Regions from separate parts of the Homo sapiens genome. Here region 1 is linked to region 2. A link is an interaction called in ENCODE POLR2A ChIA-PET data of the cell type or tissue named here. Cell type or tissue: HepG2. All regions are shown on one strand. Links, peaks and the distances in the headings refer to the core of each region. The heading gives the core; the rest is flanking DNA. Region 1 overlaps MCRIP1 (MAPK regulated corepressor interacting protein 1). Region 2 holds the start of LOC124904087 (a long non-coding RNA gene).

The links. Peaks named below come from ENCODE experiments on the same cell type or tissue, not always from the same donor. Only the 100,000 strongest peaks of a DNase experiment are listed, where the experiment ranks them.
Region 1: POLR2A ChIA-PET joins it to region 2 with 6 read pairs; 4 of 35 experiments call an interaction of 5 or more read pairs at or near these places.

Annotation. Positions count from the first base shown.
Region 1 is chr17:81,820,833-81,823,332 of GRCh38, forward strand. It overlaps MCRIP1 (MAPK regulated corepressor interacting protein 1), which reads right to left. Exons shown (of 5, transcript NM_207368.5): 5 at 1,529-2,479. The coding sequence ends at 2,415. Among named protein-coding and RNA genes, the nearest start is that of MCRIP1, 11 kb to the right of the region's middle. RefSeq lists an enhancer at 961-1,255. In HepG2, for the core only: a CTCF peak has its summit at 1,087 (motif pointing right); a DNase peak (open chromatin) is centred at 1,109.
Region 2 is chr17:81,959,163-81,975,711 of GRCh38, forward strand. It overlaps LOC124904087 (a long non-coding RNA gene), which reads left to right and starts at 8,271. Exons shown (of 2, transcript XR_007065951.1): 1 at 8,271-8,358. NOTUM (notum, palmitoleoyl-protein carboxylesterase) reads right to left here and starts at 2,025. Exons shown (of 11, transcript NM_178493.6): 1 at 1,425-2,025; 2 at 478-530; 3 at 309-404. The coding sequence starts at 1,747. RefSeq lists enhancers at 173-735, 736-1,298, 8,125-8,702 and silencers at 512-851, 882-961, 7,722-7,961, 8,622-8,781, 8,792-8,841 and 1 more. In HepG2, for the core only: no CTCF peak of the experiment used is centred there; a DNase peak (open chromatin) is centred at 8,919; H3K4me3 peaks cover 892 bases.

The DNA of each region.
Region 1 (2,500 bases), core at 1-2,500, 150 kb before region 2:
CTTTTCTTTAATAAATTTGCTTAAAAAAAAAAAAGAACCCAAAGGCTGGGCACGGTGGCTTACGCCTGTAATCCCAGCACTTTGGGAGGCCGAGGAGGGTGGATCACAAGGTCAGGAGAATGGCTAACACGGTGAAACCCTGTCTCTACTAAAAATACAAAAAGTCAGCCGGGCATGGTGGCGCTCGCCTGTAGTCTCAGCTACTCGGGAGGTTGAGGCAGGAGAATCGCTTGAACCCAGGAGGTGGAGGTTGCAGTAAGCCAAGCTCACACCATTGCACTCCAGCCTGGGTGACAGAGCAAGACTCCGTCTCAAAAACAAACAAACAAACAAACAAAAACACCAAAAACCAGAAAACCCAGAGGGGTAAATTGAGGCAGGCTGGCCGTGTGCCAGGCCCCAGACTGCAGAGCCCAGACTCCCCACCGAAGGCTGAGGGTCGCGCTTGCTGTGTGAGGCTCAGCACCTTGTCAAGTGCACCCACACGGTGACTCGTGGGGGTAGCAGCACCAAGCACTGCGCCACCCATGATGTAGTCATCACCACCTGAAGAAACCAAGGCTGACTCCAACCTGCTCACAGCCACGGTGTAGCAATGGCCTGGCCAGGGCTCAAGCCCACCCCTCCTCCTCCTGGGAATCTGGGAACCCCATGTTTGAGTGGGCCCCCCACTGCAGGACCTCTGCTGGCCCTTGCAGCTACCACTGTACAGAAGGTGCACAGGGCAGGGCCTTGTCCCCAAGAGGCTCGGTGAGTGGAAGGCACATGGCATGAGGACCGCTGTGAGCCGCCCGCCCCTCATCCCCGTGGTGGTGTTCCCCAGGCTGCATCGGCTCAACAGGGGGAGGCAGCCTGGGTCACCCTAGCCTGGTGGGCACTCGAAACGCTCCTCGAAGGACTCACAGGCCCCATGGGGGCCAGGTAAGGCCGTGTGTTTACAGGGAGTTGGCTCGGGGCTGGGTACTGCTGTGCACACTGGCTGCCAGGCGGCAGCTGGGCTGGTTTATTACTGGAACACCCTCCCCTGCTCCTCCTCCCCGGGGAGGCCAGCCCTGCGCCAGCATCTCCTGCACCAGCCCACCCACCAGGAGGCGCCTGTGGGGCCACTCTTCTGGGAAAGCGTGTTCCTGGAATAAATTCTGGTTTCGCTTCCAACAGGAACAGGAATAGAGCTCCCTGTCTGGCCTGCCAGGGCAGCTTGCAGGTTTGAAGGTCAAGTGCACGTGGCTCTCTCCTGGGCCCAGCGGCACCCCCTTCTTCTGGACAGGGGAGGAGCCAGCTCCTAGAGGGGCCACAGTGCCCCAGAGGGTGGGTTCAGGGTGGTGCCTACTACCTCTGCGGCCCCCTGGGCAGCCCCTGTGGCAGAACAAGGGTAGTGATATCAGGCAGCCCAGCCTCTCCCTCCAGAATGCCCTCCCTGCCACCACCTGCCCTAGGAGACCTGAGCACGCCCAGTGGCTTAGACTGAGAATTTCTGGGCTTGAGAAGCCTTCGCCATGATCTGGGGTTTCCAGCCCTGCCCGGGAGCTGGCTGTGCATGTGTGCCGCAGGGGCAGAGGCCTGACAGACCACCAAGAGGCCACGCCCAGTGCCGCCGCCTTTATTCACAGACCCTCGAGCTCCACAGCCACACAGACACTTAGCTTTCAGAGGGCACAGGAAGGAAAAGGGACCTGGTGACCCTCCCAGCACACCCCAGAGCCAAGACAGACCCAGCAGCAGCACCTCAGGGTCAGCCTGGGTGCCCCTGCCCAGGGGCCACTGTGACCGCAGACACCAGGAGGCCAGGCCTGGTTGCTGGGGACCCCCTTGGGGGGCCCGGCAGTATCCTAGGCCCAAAGAGCTGGTGCCATCTTGAAGCTGATTCAGGGAAGAGGCCAGGCTGGACGGTAGGGGTAGGTGTGAGAAGCTCCCCAGCGTGTCCAGGCCACGGGAGCAGCAAGGGTCTGCGGGGAGCCCAGGCTGGATGGGGTGGGGCTGCCCTTGTCCTGTATCCTGACCACTTCAAGGACAAAACCAGCCCAGTCCCAGCAGCCTGGGAGGCAGCAGAGGCTCCTTCTTCTCCCCTCCTGATCCTGCAGTGGCCAGGGGCAGGAGGGTGAGGGGAGAGGAGAGAGGTCAGGTCAGGGCCCCTGGGGGCCAGGCAGCTTCAAAAATGCAGCCAGGTGGCTGGGGGAGGGCAGGAGGGTGGGCAGGGCCCAGACCCCCATGATGGGGGCAGCCTGAGACCCCCAAGGATGAAGGAAGGGGGCTTGGGAAGGAGAGGCAGGCCTCAGCCGTCAGTCACGCCAGTGCTGGGATCTGCAGCCCGCTGGAGCAAGGCACCCCCATCCCAGGGGCAGGACCACAGGACAGGAGGGAACCGACACCTCGCACCCTGATCTTCCGGAGGCCGGGGAGGGGCACCGGGCGCTCTAGGACTTCTTGGCATCCTGCGTGCTCCGGCGCTTCAGGTCACTCAGGTCGATGGGCTTGAAGGCTGCCAGGGGACAACGCGGTA
Region 2 (16,549 bases), core at 7,838-10,337:
TAGTTACCCCCGGGAAGCCACCATGGCCACGGTGCCCGGCTAGGCTGGACACCAGGTCTGACCTTGACTTCAACCCCTTGCCCTGCTTTGACCCTGGGGAGGGCCAGAGCCGCTGGGTAAGCGCCTGAATGCTAATGTGGAATGGGCCCCAAAAGGCAAGAGTGAAGGGCGCCCCTTGCTCTTAGTAAACCCGGGCGCCAGGCTGGGCATGATGTGCGGGGTGGGGGCCTGGCTGGGGCTCCAGGAGGCGGGCGCGGCTTCCTCCCGGGCCTCACGTCGAGACGCCTTCCCCAGGGCCCGCCGCTGACCTGTGCGAGTGCGCGGCCAGTCCCGGGAGCTCATGAGGCGCCGCATGGTGTCGTATCTGGAGTCGCAGTTCTCGCGGTTGAAGCAGTACCAGCCGCCTGCGGACACGACCGCCGCTCAGGCCCGCGCGCACAGACCCCCGGCCTCCCCCCGCCTCAGCCCTGGACGCACCTTCCAGGAAGAGGAGCCACCGCCGGCTGCCCCTGGACTCCTTCAGGTAGTAGCTGCGGGGGAGGACGCACCGCGGGGGGTCGGCCAGGGCTGCCGACCCGCCGCGCCCCGCGCGCCCAGCTCCGGCGGAGGGAACGCGCCACCTGTTCCGGCCGCGCGCGACGGTCGCACGGGGGCGCCCTCGGCCAGGCCCACGGGGAGCTCAGGGACGGCGGCGGTCCCGGGAGGTGGCGCTCGCGGGGCGGGGAACGGGCCGCGCGGGGCTGTGGTCCGTGGAAAATCCCCACGTTCCGCCCGGCGCGGGTCCCGCTGTCACCTCGGCGCGGGCGGCGGTCCTCCCGGGGCGCGCGGCGGCGCTTGAAGCGTGAAACGCGTCCGCACTGAAGGAGCGCGCTTGGCGGGGGAACGGGACGCCGCGGGGAGCGCGGGAGGCGCGGGCGGCACCGACCCGGCGGGGGAGCCTTCCTGCCGAGCCCCGACCCCACGCCCAAGTCTCCCGCTGTCCCCGGCTGTCCTCGGCCTGTTGAGCGCGTGGGCGGCCCCGCCGCTCCCCGACCCCCGACCTCACGTCTTTTATCTACTTCGGGGCTGCAAGGAGGTGGGCAGCGGGCCTCTCCCCGCCCCCCGGTGTCGCCGGTTCCCGCTGGAGCCAGGCGCGCTCTCGGGCTGCCATCTCCCCGCCCCGGGACCGAAGGACGCCAGCAGAGCGGCTGGGCCCAGAGGCCGAGGGGTCAGTGCCCGAGCTGGCCGGGGACCAGCCCTTCCAGCGCCGCTCCGCTCCCCACGCGGAGAGTCACCGAACCGGGCACTCCTCGGGGCCAGGACCGCGGGGCGCCCGACGGAAGCCCTTTCTCCCCGGGGAGAGAACGGCCGCGGCCCGCAGGGAAGGTCCAGCCGGAGACCGGGCGCGTCGGGCGGGGCGGGGAGGTGCAGGGCGCGGGCCTTACCCGGCGGGGCTGCCGTCGTTGCAGGTCACCGAGGTGTTGAGTAGGAGGTGCAGGCGCAGGTCCTCGTTGAGCTGCTGCGCGGAGCAGGGGTACAGGGACTGCGCCAGGCTCTTGACTTGCGCCATGAAGCTGTCCATGTTACCCTCCACGGCCGTGAAGTCCAGCGGGAAGCTCTCCACGGGCTGTCCGGCCGCCGGCGCCGCCTCGGTCCGCGGGGGAGGAGGCGGCTGCTGACCCCGGCGCCGCCAGGTCTTCCTGCCCTCGCTGCCCCCGGCGCAGTGCAGCAGGCTCAGCAGCAGCAGCACGCGCACCCCTCGGCCCATGGCCGCGTCCACCTGCGGGGAGCGGGCGGCCTTGAGGCGGCGGCGGCGGCGGCGGGGGATGCCGGGCCGGGGGTGCCGGGCCGGGGGTGTCGGGGGCACTGGCCGCTCCTGCTCCCTCGCCCCCGCTCCCGCCCGCCGGGCCTGGCGGAGAAGGCGCGCGCGGCTCGGCGTCGAGGCGCTCGGGGCCGGGTGCCGTCGGCCTCCGCAGCTGGGGCTCCGCGCCCGGCCGTCCGAGGGCAGCGCAGGGTCTGGGTGCGCTGGCTGCGGCCCGCGCCAATGAGCGGCGGGGGCCGAGGCTGGGCTTATTTGCGGGGGCCGCGGCGGCCCGGGTGCCCGCGCGTTAGATGTGCCGCCGCCGCCGCCCGGGCTCGGCGGAGGGGGGAGGGGGCCGCGCTCGCTCTTTTCTTGGCGGAGGCATCGCCTTTTCTTCCCAAACCGCAAGCCTGACGGAGGGGCCTGGACTACCCCGCCGCGGCCGCCGGAGGCGCTCCCGGCCCGGCTCCGTGGGGGGGCAGCGCGGCCGGGCGGCCCCGGCGGCTCCATTCACCGCGGCCAGCCCGGCGCCGCCGCCCCCCCCCGCGGGGCAGCTGGAAGGGGCGGCGGCGACGGGGAGGGGCGAGGCTTTTCCGCGCCTGCCGGGGTGGGGGGCGGGGAACTCCGCCCGCGGCGCAGCTGGCCGAGCCCGACGGGCTGGGGGCGCGGGGCAGGCGCGCTCACCTGGAGCCGCCAGTGTCCCTCTCATCCCCCAGTGCCCAGGCCCAGAGCAGGCCGTGGGGGATTCGGACCCCGGCCCGCATCGCCCCACCTCGCGCAGCCCTGGGGCCCCGCTCTCACCGCGGCCAGCGCGGGCGGCCCAGTGGCCCCGTCCTCTCAGCGCCCCTGGCCCTGCGCCGTCCCGCTGGTGCGCCCGGCTCGGCTGCGCTCCCCCTCTGGCGCTGGCGCGGAGCCGCCAGGGACTTTTATCCAGCAGGGCCCCCCGGGATCAAAGCGGCGGCGGACACAGGGCTTCCAGCCGAGGGCCCGGCAGCAGTGGCGCCGGGGCCTCCTGGAGAAGCGGACAGGTGGGGCGCGAGGTCCTGGCTCCCTCGGAGACCTGCGGGAGGGACCGCGCGCCCCAGCAAGGCGCCGCGGGGGAGTCGCTCAGTTCCGGGGCGCTCCTGCTGGCGCTGGGGTCAGAGAAGCAGCTACGACTTAAGGAGATCGCGGGGCCAGAGGTGAGGTCCTGGATCTCCGCCCGCCCCAGCCTGGCTGCTGGCCCCATGCCGAGGACCCCCCAAGAACCTGCCCCAGCCGCCACTGGGGGAGGAGGCCAAGGGTCCAGTGGCTGCCCGCTAGGCCTCTGCTTGCGGCCCTTCATGCCACGAAGGGCACCTGCCCCATGCTTCACCTTGGAGAGCACCCCTGTCCACTCCCGAGGCTCTGGGCAGTGGGGTTAGAACAAGGTTCCTGTGGGAAATCAGTACTGGAGCAGGGTGGACAGGAGGGGTTCAGGAGGTTTCCTGCTGGGGTGAGCGCGGGTGGGATGGACAAAAGAAAGGAAAGGACATACGCAGGGCCAGCGGGGCCGGGCAGACTTTCTCCTTCACCCTCCGGTCTGAAGCCTGCTGGGCGCCATGACACCCATTTTAAAAATAGGAAACAGGTCTTACGTTTCAGGACAACCAGGTCTTACATTTCAGGACAACGATCTAGACACAAGCAGAGCTTCCAGAGCCCCTCCTAATTCAGGACAGTGGGGAGCCTACGGCACCACGTGGGGCAGGAGAGCAGAGGCGCAGGGCGGTGCCTGCAGCCAGGATGCCCCCGAGCCGCCGGCCGGGGCCATGTGGACGTCCTCCTTGCCAGCCCCGGGCTGAGTGAGGAGCTTAGGGAGAAAGTCCCAGCGCCGCCTGCACCCGCAGACAGCCGAGTTACCTGGGCTCTTGTGAAACAGAGAGACCAAACGCTGGGAGCTGTTGCCCCGCGCATTCGATGGGTGTAAGGCACCCCAGTGTAAACCACAAGGCCTAAGATCAGGCTGGGGTGCCCTGGAGGTCAGCCTAACCTGGGGACATTCTCAGAGGGAGGCAGGCTGTCACAAACTCAGGTCCCTCTCCCCACAGGGCAGGTTGCAGCATTTTCCTGACGAGGGGAACTGAGGTTCAGGGACACTAACAGAAGAGCTGAGGCTCACCCTTAGCTCTCTGCTCACTCAGAAATCCCCCCTGCTGTCCCTCCGCCGTCGGGTCAGTTTAAAAGCCAAGTGTGGGGCTGGCCAAGGGCAGTAGCTTCAGACGCAGGTCCCATCCTGAGGCGTTCTCCCACCCACACCCCGGCGGGGAAGGCTGACCCAGGGCAGATTTCAGCGTCCAGCAGGAACCTGTCCGGAGGAGGCCTCTCCCGCCGGGCACCTGTTATTCCAAGTCCGGAGCGTGATGGCATCTTCCAGCTGGCTGCACAGGGTTGATCTTCACACCGCCCTGGCTCTGAGCCATCTCCTGGTGCAGTATGGACATCCCAGGGAAGGCCTGTGACCTTTCCTTATGCCTGTGCTTCCTCTCATTTATTTATTTATTTATCTTTTTGAGACAGAGTCTTGCTCTGTCACCCAGGCTAGAGAGCATGACGTGATCTCGGCTCACTGCAACCTCTGCCTTTCGGGTTCCAGCAATTCTCCTGCCTCAGTTTCCCGAGTAGCTGGGACTACAGGCGTGTCCCATCACGCCTGCCTAACTTTTTTGTATTTTTAGTAGAGACGGGGTTTCACCGTGTTAGCCAGGATGGTCTCAGTCTCCTGACCTCGTGATCCGCCCACCTTGGCCTCCCGAAGTGCTGCGATTACAGGTGTGAGCCACGGTGCCCCGCCGCTTCCTCTCCTTTAAAGCGGGGTGATAACAGTGCCTCTGTCAGAGGGCTGTTGTGGGATTATAAGAGCCCACTTGTGAAATTGCGCGGTAGGGGTGGCAGTCATGATCACCGATGAAAATTCCAGGACGGGAGAAGACCATGTGCGTTACAGTTTCTGACGTCTCCTGTAATGCGATGGAGCCTGCATGTTGAACCGAAATGAGTTCACATTTTGGTTTATTCAACACTGGTAGCAGACGCCAGAAGAGGCTCAAACCCAAGACTTCCCCAGAACCTCTGCCCTTCCTCCACCTCCCCCCATTCCCCTCTCCTCCGAAGCCCCTTGCCGTGACCGGATGACTGACAAGGCTGCAGTCCTACGGCCGGGGACGGGGCTCCCGAGGCTCAGCAGCTGCTCACACCCATGTCCTCCTCTTGACTCACACCGACTGGCTCTGTCCTCACACTTCCCCAGCCCCTGGGACAGCTTTATCCTCTGCACCTGGGACTCCCCACCCGGAGTTTTGAGCACCCAGAGCCTGGCAGCAGCTCCCGTGGCGGGTCCTATGGGCCAGCAGGTGCTGGGCCTTTGCTTCCAGGCCACCTGCATCAAGATGGGACCAACCTGGCCCTGACAGGTATAAGAAAGGGGGACCCAGGTCCATCAGTAATGGGTCAGATGCTACCTCATGCCCACTAAGATGACCACGATCAAAACACAGAAACTAACAAGCGTGGGTGCAGCCGCGGTGACACAGAAGCCCCAGAGCATCGCTGTGGGGATGGACAGTGCAGTGGCCACGTCCCTCACCATGGAAAACGGTTTGGTGGCTCCTCAGTATGTTACACAAAACACGTGACCCAGCAGGCCCACTCCCAGGGATACACCCAGAGAATTGAAGACAAGTGTTCAAACAAAAACTGGCTCATGAATGTTCACAGCAGGACTAGTCACAGTAGCCAAAAGGCGGAAAACAGCCCCAAAGTCCATCAGCAGATGAGTGGGTAAACACAATGGAACACAGCCATACAACGGAATATATTCTAGCCGTAAAACAAACGAAGTTCTGACATATGCTGCACTGTGGGTGAATCTTGAGAATATCAGCCAAGTGACATGAACTGGACACTGAAGGGCACATGCGGTATGAGTCCATTCATTTCGAGTGTCCAGAAGAGGCAACTTCATAGAGATAGAAAGTCCGCTGGTGGTTTCCAGGAGATGGAGAGAAACAGGGAGTGATTACTAATGGGTACAGGATTTCTTTTTTTCTTTTGTTTTTTTGTAAGACAGAATCTTGCTCTGTCACCCAGGCTGGAATGCAGTGATGTGATCTCGGCTCGCTGCAACTTCCGACTCTAAGGCTCCAACAATTCTCCTACATAGCTGGGATTACAGGTGTGCACCACCATGCCCAGCTAATTTTTGTATTTTTAGTAGACATGGGGTTTCACCATGTTGATCAGCTGGTCTCTGACCTCAGGTGATCCACCCACCTCGGCCTCCCAAAGTGCTGGGATTATAGGCGTGAGCCACTGTGCCCAGCTGGTACGGGGTTTCTTTTTGGGGTGATTAAAATGTTCTAAAATGGATTGTGGTAATGGTTGCACAATTTTCTGAATGTACTCTGTCATGTGATTAGATTTTTTTTTTTTTTTTTTTGAGATGGAGTTTTACTCTTGTTGCCCAGACTGGAGTGCAATGGCTCGATCTCAGCTCACTGCAACCTCTCCCTCCCGGGTTCAAGCGATTCTCCTGCCTCAGACTCCTGAGTAACTGGAATTACAGACATGCGCCACCAGGCTCAGCTAATTTTTTTTTTTTTTTGTATTAAGTAGAGACGGGGTTTCACCATGTTAGGCTGATCTCGAACTCCTGACCTCAGGTGATCCACCTGCCTTGGCCTCCCAAAGTGCTGGGATTACAGGCATGAGCCATGGCACCCACCCTGATATTTTAAAGTAGTTAGTTCTGACTGGGCACGGTGGCTCACGCCTGTAATCCCAGCACTTTGGGAAGTCCTGGAAGAAGGATTGCTTGAGCCCAGGGGTTCGAGACCAGCCTGGGCAGCACAGCAAGATCCCGCTTCCATCTAAAAGAATCAGTGGGTAAGACCAACAACGATCAGGCTGGGCACAGGGCACCAGGTGGCGGGGATGAGGCCTGAGGCCCCGTGAGCGGAGTGGCCAGCTTGGGGTGGAGTGGGCCGGCTCCTCTCTAGAAACCTTCCTGGCAGGTAGGGTGTTTCAGAACCCTCCTTTTGCATGTTAGACAGATATCCACTTTGTCTGCACCAGAGCGGATGGGTTAGGACAGCCAAGTACCGGCTGCTGCGGGGCCTGCAGTTGCGTCTCAGGTTCCTCGTCTGTAAAACGGGATGAGAACAGCACCTGCCTCACAGAGTCCGCGTGAACATCAAAGGTGCAGGATGTTTGGGGGCTCCGCTCGGCGTCTCCGGCGATGACCATGTGATAAATGACAGTTATGCTGCCCAGGCGTCGTGGGATTGCAGGCGATCCCCCAGGGACCAAGGTTGACTGCGAGGGCAGACATGGGGGCCTGGCGACGAGAGCACCACAGTGCCCATCCCAGGCTGCATGGTTGCGTGTGGTGTCCCTCACAGGGTGTGCCCTTCTCTGCTTCCCTGGCCCTGCCCCATCCCCACTGTCCTGTTCAGGGAGGACCATACAGGGTTCCCCAGGCTCCCATTCAGGTGGCGCCGGGGCTTCTGACTGAGCCTAGACTCTGTGTGCCCCGCGGCAGGAAAGCTGGGGAAACGAAGGCCCAGAGGGGACTCTGTGCTTCAGGAGAGGCACCCCGAGACAGGACGGGGTGAGGGTTCTGTTCACCGCCTTCCCCTGGGGAGGGAGCTGGGGATGCACAGGTGGTTCTGAGTCAATCCGCCGGGGTCACGGCTGTGCTGGGGGGCCGGAGCCCCCCCCCTGGGAAAAAGGGGTCAAGACAGCACATTTCAGGAAGCAAGGGCCCAAGCTGGCGGGCAGGCGCAGTCGGAGAGGGAGGAAGGTGTGATGGAGGGCAGCTGGCGGTACAGGGGTCCCCTCGAGACCTCGCGTGGGGCCCTGGAACTTGGTGATATGAGCGTCCAGCACACAGCATGTCAGGCAGCCCCAGACCCGGCTTCCTTGTCCATACTGGAGGCGGCTCCCTGCCGCACATCCCGGGCCCCTCCCCCCAGGGCCTTGAGCGCCAGGGCCGCTCTGGGCTCCAGCTGCTGCCAGCCGTCTGGGGCCCAGCTGTTGTGTGCTGGCCTCGGCCGCCCCGCCCCGCCTGGCCACCTGGGCTGCCCTGCGCCCCAGCTGCTGGCCTCTGAGGCCCAAGTGAGCAGGGAAGTGAGGCGGGCCACCCGCTTCCCCATGTGGCTGGCTGTTGGGGGAGGCCGCCGCTTCCCCCTTGGCTGGCTCTTGGGGGAGGCCCTGCTCTCCAACCGGCTCAGAGTGGGGGAGGTGCCGAGGCCAGGCGGTGCCGTCGCAGAGCATGGCCCCTTTTTGGTTTCCCCCAACCTCCTTTTCTGGTCACCCCATCCATCAGAAGGACCCTTCTTGGCCTCATATCCTGGGACCTTGATGAGCCAAGTCCCTTGTCAGGAGCTGCTGTGGCTCTCGCCCAGGTCCTTGGAGGGGCGAGGGGGGCCCCTGGGCGGGGCGGCTGCTCCTGGGCTTGGTGTTGGGGCTGCCCTCTCCCTGGCCCCAGTGCCTGGGAGTGAGTGGCCTCTGGATTCCCTGGTGGAAAGGATCGGCCTTGCCCTAGGATGTCCTTCACCCAGGTGAGAGCTCCTAGAGCCCAGCGGGGAGGCCGAGGCTGTCATTTTTGGACCCAGGTATTTGGCGGGATCTGCCCCTCTTGGCACCCCTGCAGCTGAGCTCCGCCCCATCCCGCCTCCTCCCTACGGCTTCACCCGGCTGGTGCCAACATGCAGCCTACTGGGCTAACCATGGAGTGGCAGGGCCACCAGGGAAAGGCCACCCTCCAAAGCTGGGGGAGGAAGGGCATGGGGATGGGGGAGTCCCAGCTCATCAGTGGAGATGCCGCCTCTTGGGACATCACGCAGACAGTGTGTGGCTCCTTCCTGGACAGGTGAGGGAGGCTGGAGGTCAGGCTCCCGGGTGCCAAGGGGAGGGGCAGAGAGGCTGGTCCTTTGCCCTCCCAGCTGCCAGGCTCCACCGCCCTCACGAGCTGCAGGCCGCGGCCCCCACCCGTCCAGCCTGCTGGTCCCCACGCTCCTGCTCCTGCCGCAACAGCGGCAGCAGGCCAGGGAGGCCATGTGACCTTCGCTCGCCCTCCCTCCCTCCCTGTGATCCCCACGTGGCCTCTGGGGAGGCAGAAACAAACCCTCAGATCTTGCCACTGGGAACCTTTCAGCGCCAGCGACATCAAAGAGGGGCGGCGGCGGCGGGGGCGGCCGGCGGATGCTTCTCTTAAAGGGCCACGCCACTTTTAATTCAAAGCAGATCCTGGGAGCAGCTGTCTAGCTGCTGTCTGGGAGGGAAGGTGGCAGCCGAGCCCTCTCCAGACCTGGCTGCAGTTGCTCCTTAGAACTAGTTCAACCAGGCTGGGTGCGGTGGCTCAAGCCTGTAATCCCAGCACTTTGGGAGGCCAAAGCAGGGAAAACACGTGAGGTCGGAAGTTCGAGACCAGCCTGGCCAACATGGTGAAACCCTGTCTGCTAAAAACACAAAAATCATTACAGAAAGAAAACTCATGGGATGAAAAAAAAAAAAAAAATCAGCCAGGCATGGTGGTGGCGCGTGCCTGTAATCCCAGCTACTTGGGATGTTGAGGCACGAGAATTCCTTTAACCCAGGAGATGGAGGTTAGAGTGAGCTGAGATCACGCCACTGCACTCCAGCCTGGGTGAGAGAGTGAGACTCTGCCTCAAAAAAAAAAAACAACAAAAAAAAACTAGTTAAACCGGAGAGGGGTGGGGACGGAGAAGAAGAACCAGCACTATGCCGCCCTTAGAACTGAGGCTGACAAGGTCCCAAGTGGCCAGACGGCAGCAAGGTAGAAACTAGATTCGTTTAATGAAATAAATAGTGTGAGCCCTCTCGCACATTTATGTATGAGCTGCGATTCTTTTATGATTATTATTTTTAGAGACAAGGTCTCACTCTGTGTTGCCAGGCTGGACTGCAGTGGTGTGATCACGGCTCACCGTAGCCCTGAACTCCCGGGCTCAAGTGATCCTCCTGCCTCAGCCTCCTGAGTACCTTGGACTACAGGCTTGCACCACCACACTCGGTTACTTTTTAATTTTTTTTGTAGAGATGGGGTCTCACTATGTTGCCCAGGCTGGTCTTGACCTCTTGGGCTCATGTGATCCTCCCCCTTAGCCACCCTAGATGCTGGGATTACAGCCGCATGTCACCCTGCCTGGCCCTGAGGTGGGATTGTGAACCTGCCCAGGTGTCTGTCCTGCCTAGAGGCCACTGACTGAGGCTGGAAGTGAGGCAGCTCCATGAGCCACAGGAAGGTTCCCTGACCACCTCCCATTCATTTGCCTGAGCCCTGTCCCAGGCACGGGGACATGGGGCCGGGATGGCAGGTGCACCTTTGCAGGGCTTGTCTTCTGGAGGAAGCAGATGCTGAAAAGTAGCTGTTCAAGGAGCTCCCTGACAGGGTGACAGGGGAAGGGAAGACAGGAAAGCCAGGCAGAAGACAGCCCCTGTGCTGGGCATTCAGTGGGCCTGGCAAGGGCCTGGGCCAGCCCTGGGATTGACTTTGTGCAGCCTTCGGGGAGGAACCCAAACTCATCTTCTGGCCTGGCTCAGGCTTCCTGCAGCCCACCGGGGACTCACTGCCTGCAATGACCTCTTGGCCTTCCTGTGCCAAGTCAGGGTCCACTCACCTGCCTGGAGGGTGCTACAGGTGAGGATCTGAGGCCTGGGCAGGCGAGGCTCTATGTTGGAGGCCAGCACAGACCAGGTCAAAGTTCAGTTCGGTGCAGGTAGGGGGCTGGACCTGGTGCCTGGACCATTCCACGCCTGGACACTGTGGCCTCCCATGCAATGTCCAGCAGTGAGCACTTTGTGCTTTTGACTTAGTGCATGGTGGAGAAGAGTGGAGTCATAGGTGGCCGCAGAGTGGGGTCATGCGTAAATCTTTGAAAACGTGGGTGGGCTGCAGTGATAACAGCAAAAGAGACTGTGATATCCTGTGGTCACCTGTTGTATAAGGAGGAAGATAGGTTAAGAATCTACATCTGGCTGGGCGCAGTGGCTCACGCCGGTAATTCCAGCACTTTGGGAGGCTGAGGTCGGCGGATCACTTGAACCCGGGAGGTGGAGGTTGTGGTGAGCCGCGATCACGCCACTGCACTCCAGCCTGGGCAACAGAGTGAGACTCAGTCAAAATATATATATACATATATACATACATATACATATATATACATATATATACATATATACATATATATACATATATACATACATATACACATATATACATATATATACACATATATACATATATATACATATATATATACATATATATACATATATATATATACATATATATATATATATATTTGATTCCAAAGTATAAAGACATGGCCTGACCTGTTTCTTCTCCCACTCATCCTCATAGAAAACCATTTTCTTTTTTTTCTCTTTTTAGAGATGGAGTCTCGCTCTGTTGCCCAGCCTGGAGTGCAGTGTTGTGACCACAGCTCACTGCAGCCTCAAACTCCGGCCTCAGCCTCCTGAGTAGCTTGGACTACAGGCACACGCCACCACGCCTGGCTAATTTTTTTTTTTTTTTTTTGAGACAGAGTCTCACTCAGTTGCCCAGGCTGGATTGCAGTGGCTCGATCTCCGCTCACTGCAGGCTCTGCCTCCTGGGTTCACACCATTCTCCTGCGTCAGCCTCCTGAGTAGCTGGGACTACAGGCACCCGCCACCACACCCAGCTAATTTTTTTGTATTTTTTTTTTAGTAGAGACGGGCTTTCACCATGTTAGCCAGGATGGTTGCGATCTCCTGACCTTGTGATCCACCCACCTCAGCCTCCCAAAGTGCTGGGATTACAGGCATGAGCCACTGCGCCCGGCCAATTTTTTTTTTTTTTTGAGACAGAGTCTCGCTCTGTTGCCCAGGCTGGAGTGCAGTGGTGCTATCTTGGCTCACTGCAACCTCCGCCTCCTGGGTTCAAGCAATTCTCCTGTGTCAGCCTCCTCAGTAACTGGGATTACAGGTGTGCACCACCACGCCGGGCCAATTTTTGTATTTTTAGTATACGGGGTTTCACCATGTTGGTCCGGATGGTCTCAAACTCCTGACCTTGTGATCTGCCCATCTTGGCCTCCCAAAGTGCTGGGATTACAGGTGTGAACCACTGTGCCCGGCCAAGAAAACCATTTTCGTTAACTTCTAGGGTAGCCTGCTTGTTTTTCTTTTTGCAAAGATGAGCAAATTCCTGTGTCAGGTGCCAGGTGGGCACATATGTAGATTTTTTTTTTTTTTTTCTGAGACGGAGTCTTGCTCTGTCACCCAGGCTGGAGTGTGAGTGCAGCGGCACCATCTCGGCTCACTGCAACCTCCACCTCACGGGTTCAAGAGATTCTCCTGCCTCAGCCTCCAGAGTAGCTGAGATGACAGGCACACACCACCACGCCCGGCTGATTTTTGTATTTTTAGTAGAGGTGGTGTTTCATCATGTTGGCCAGGCTGGTCTTGAACTCCTGAACTCAGGTGATCCACCCGTTTTGGCCTTCCAAAGTGCTGGGATTACAGGCGTGAGTCACCGTACCGCACCTGAATCAAATAAACCTTTTGAACAATGAAAATATAGCACTATAAAAAAGGATGAAGAAAAAACCCCAAATTTAGTAAAAAACAAAATAAATAAATGTAACCTAACCGTGCATCAAATTGTTAAACGGACCTAACCTACCTATAATGGTTAATTGTATGTGTCAACTTGACCAGGCTAAGGGATACCCAGAGAGTTGGTAAAACCTCATGGCTGGGTATGTCTTCAAGGATGTTTCTGGAAGAAATTAGCATTTGGATCAGTGGCCCAAGAAGATCCACCCTCACCACAGCGGGCAGGAATCATCCAATCAGTTGAGGGCCCAAATAGAACAAAAAGGTGGAAGAAGGACACATTCTCTCTTCTTGAGCTGGGACGTCCATCCTCCTGCCCTTGGACATTGGAGAAGGGCAACCTGCTTCTCAGGCTTTTGGACTCCAGGACTTACACCAGCCGCCCATCCTACACTTCTGGGGCTTCAGGATGGGAGTTACACCTCTCGCTCCCCTGGTTCTCAGACCTGCAGACTTGGATTGAATTAAATTATATTGTAATTATATTATAAACCAATGTATTGAGTTATACACTGGTTTTGGGTATTGAGTTATACACTGGTTTGAGTATTCAGTTATACACTGGTTTATAATACACTGGTTTTCCTGTCTCAAGCTTGCAGACAACCGACCATGGGACTTCTTTCTCAGCCTCTATAATCATTTGAGCCAATTCCCATAATACATTTCCTCTTTTTTTTTTGAGATGGAGTCTCACTCTGTCACTCAGGCTGGAGTACAGTGGTGTGATCTCGGCTCACTGCAACCTCCACCTCCCGGGTTCAAGTGATTCTCCTGCCTCAGCCTCCCGAGTAGCTGCGACTATAGGTGTGCAGCACCACACCCGGCTATTTTTTGTGTTTTCAGTAGAGATGAGGTTTCCCCATGTTGGCCAGGCTGGTCTCTTGTATATATCTGTGCATATCCTATTGGTTCTGTTTCTCTGGAGGACCCTATAATACACTAACCTAACCTAACACAGAAAAGCAAATTAATTCAAATAACTTTTGAACACAATACTCTATGTTTCTTTAATGGGACATACTCTAAAGGACAAAAATAGCTACAAAGACATCTTGAAATTTCCACAGTAGATCTGTTGTTAATAGCAAGATTGCCGCAGTACCTCTGAAACTATTTGGAGGGCATTTTAGAACAAAGCAAATGAATAAATATACTGATTTACTGACAATTAGGGTTCTCACTGCGGACAAAGGAGGTATTAGGTTGAACCATGTAGGTTTTGTCATTTTTTTGTAGATCAAAAATGATCGGCTGGGCGCAGTGGCTCATGCCTATCTATAATCCCAGTACTTTGAGAGGCCGAGGTGGGAGGATCACCTGAGGTCTGGAGTTCAAGACCAGCCTGGCCACCACAGTGAAACCCCATCGCTACTAGAAATACAAAGATTAGCTGCTCATGGTGGCAAGCGCCTGTAATCCAAGCTATTCAGGAGGCTGAGGAAGGAGAATCGCTTGAACCCGGGAGATGGGGGTTGCACTGAGCCGAGATCGTGCCACTGTATTCCAGCCTGGGCAATAGAGCGAGACTCTGTCTCAAAAAAAAAAAAAAAAAAAAAAAAAAAAGCCTGGGTGCGGTGGCTCACACCTGTAATCCCAGCACTTTGGGAGGCCGAGGCAGGCGGATCACAAGGTCAGGAGATTGAGACCATTCTGGCTAACATGGTGAAACCCTGTCTCTACTAAAAATACAAAAAATTAGCCGGGTGTGGTGGCCGGTGCCTGTAGTCCCAGCTACTCGGGAGGCCGAGGCAGGAGAATGGCGTGAACCTGGGAGGTGGAGCTTGCAGTGAGCCAAGATTGCGCCACTGCACTCCAGCCTGGGTGACAGAGTGAGACTCCGTCTCAAAAAAAAAAAAAAAGAAGATAAAAAAAGGTTAACTAGGGCAATTTAATAGAATTCAACCAAATACAAATATGGAATGAGGGAAGAAGGGGGAGAAGGCTGAGGTGTGGCTTAGAAATATTCAGATGAATTCATCACACTAATTGTGTCCCCTGAGAGGGCCCAGAAAGCAGTGACATCCCAGTAGCCATGAGCACACTCAGCACCCAGAACTTGGTCTCTAAATCCCATTTCCTTGTAAAAGGGATTGGGGTTTCTCTGAAAAATGGCTGACTTCAGGGCTTGGGCAGAGAGGAGATGCCCAAAGAATAATGGAAATGCCAAAAGGATGCAGGAAAGATGTCCACACTTGGACAATTAACTGTGGATTAACTCAGAGTATGATACCAACATTAGATTTCCCAATTTTGTATGAAATTATGGTGGCTATATAAGAGACTGGCCTTATTTTATTTATTTATTTTTTTGAGACTGAGTCTCACTCTGTCGCCAAGGCTGGAGTGCAATGGCGTGATCTTGGCTCACTGTAACCTCCACCTCCCACAATCAAGCAATTCTCCCACCTCAGCCTCCCAAGTAGCTGGAATTACAGGCACCTGCCATCACGCCCAGCTACTTTTTGTATTTTTTGTAGAGATAGGGTTTCACCATGTTGGCCAGGCTGGTTTTGAACTCCTGACCTCAGGTGATCCACCCGCCTTGGTCTCCCAAAATGCTGGGATTACAGGCGTGAGCCACTGCACCTGGTTGAGACTGGCCTTATTCTTAGGAAAGAGAAAAACTGAAGTATTTAGTGGCGAAGGTGCTCAATGTCTTTACTGCAGCCTCGACCTCCTGGGCTCAAGTGATCCTCCTGCCTCAATCTCTCAAATCGCTGGGACTACAGGGACATGCCACCATGCCTAGCTAACCTTTGTATTTTTTGTAGAGCTGGGGTCTCACTATGTTGCCTAGGGTGGTCTCAAACTCCTAGGCTCAAATGATCCTCCTACTTTGGCCTCCCAAAGTGCTGGGATTATAGGTGTAAGCCACTGTGCCTGGCCAGAAAAAGTTTTTACATGTATATGGAGAGAGAGAAAGAGAATATGATAAAACAAATGGGGTGACATGTAAACACTGATTTATCTGGCTAAAAGATATACAGGAGGCTGGGCGTGGTGGCTCACACCTGTAATCCCAGCACTTTGGGAGGCTGAGGCGGGTGGATCACGAGGTCAGGAGATTGAGACCATCCTGGCTAACATGGTGAAACCCCATGTCTACTAAAAATACAAAAAATTAGCCGGGCATGGTGGCAGGTGCCTGTAGTCCCAGCTACTCGGGAGGCTGAGGCAGGAGAATGATGTGAACCCGGGAGGCGGAGCTTGCAGTGAGCCGAGATTGCACCACTGCACTCCAGCCTGGGCAACAGAGCGAGACTCCGTCTCAAAAAACAAAACAAAACAAAACAACAACTAGCTGGGTGTGGTGCTGCACACCTGTAGTCCCAGCTACTCGGGAGGCTGAGGCAGAAGAATCGCTTGAACCCGGGAGGCAGAGGTTGCAGTGAGCTGAGATTTCGCCACTGCACTCCAGCCTGGCGACAGAGGGAGACTCCATCTCCAAAAAAAAAAAAAAAAAAAAAAGATATACAGCAGGAATTCTTGCTTTTGCAAACTTTTCTTCTCTTTCTTCCTTCCTCCTCCCTCTTCTTCTTTCTTCTCCTTCTCCTTTTTTGAGACGGTATCGTACTACGTTGCTCGGGCTGGGGTGCAGTAGTTATTCATAGGCATGAATAGTGGTTCACTAAGGCTGGAACTTAAGTAATTCTCCTGCCTCGGCCACCGGAGTAGCTAAGACTACAGGTGTGAGCCACCTTGCTCGGCTAAGTTTGAAATAATATCAGGATAAAAGATCATCCCTCCTATCAAAAAAAGCATAGGAGCCAGCTTAAAGGAGGTCTCACTGGCCAAATTCGGACCAATTTGAGCATCAAAAAGAATGCTGACTGAATGAAAAAAATACATGAATTCATATTAATAAATATATATATTTCAAGATGGGGTTTCACTCTTGTCGCCCAGGCTGGAGTGCAATGGTGCGATCTTGGCTCGTTGCAACCTCCATCTCCCAGGTTCAAGTGATTCTCCTACCTCAGTGTCCCGAATAGCTGGGATTACAGGCACGCACCGCCATGCCCGGCTAATTTTTGTACTTTTTTTTTAAGTAGAGACAGGATTTCACCATGTTGGCCAAGATGGTCTCAATCTCTTGACCTTGTGATCTGCCCAACTCAGCCTCCC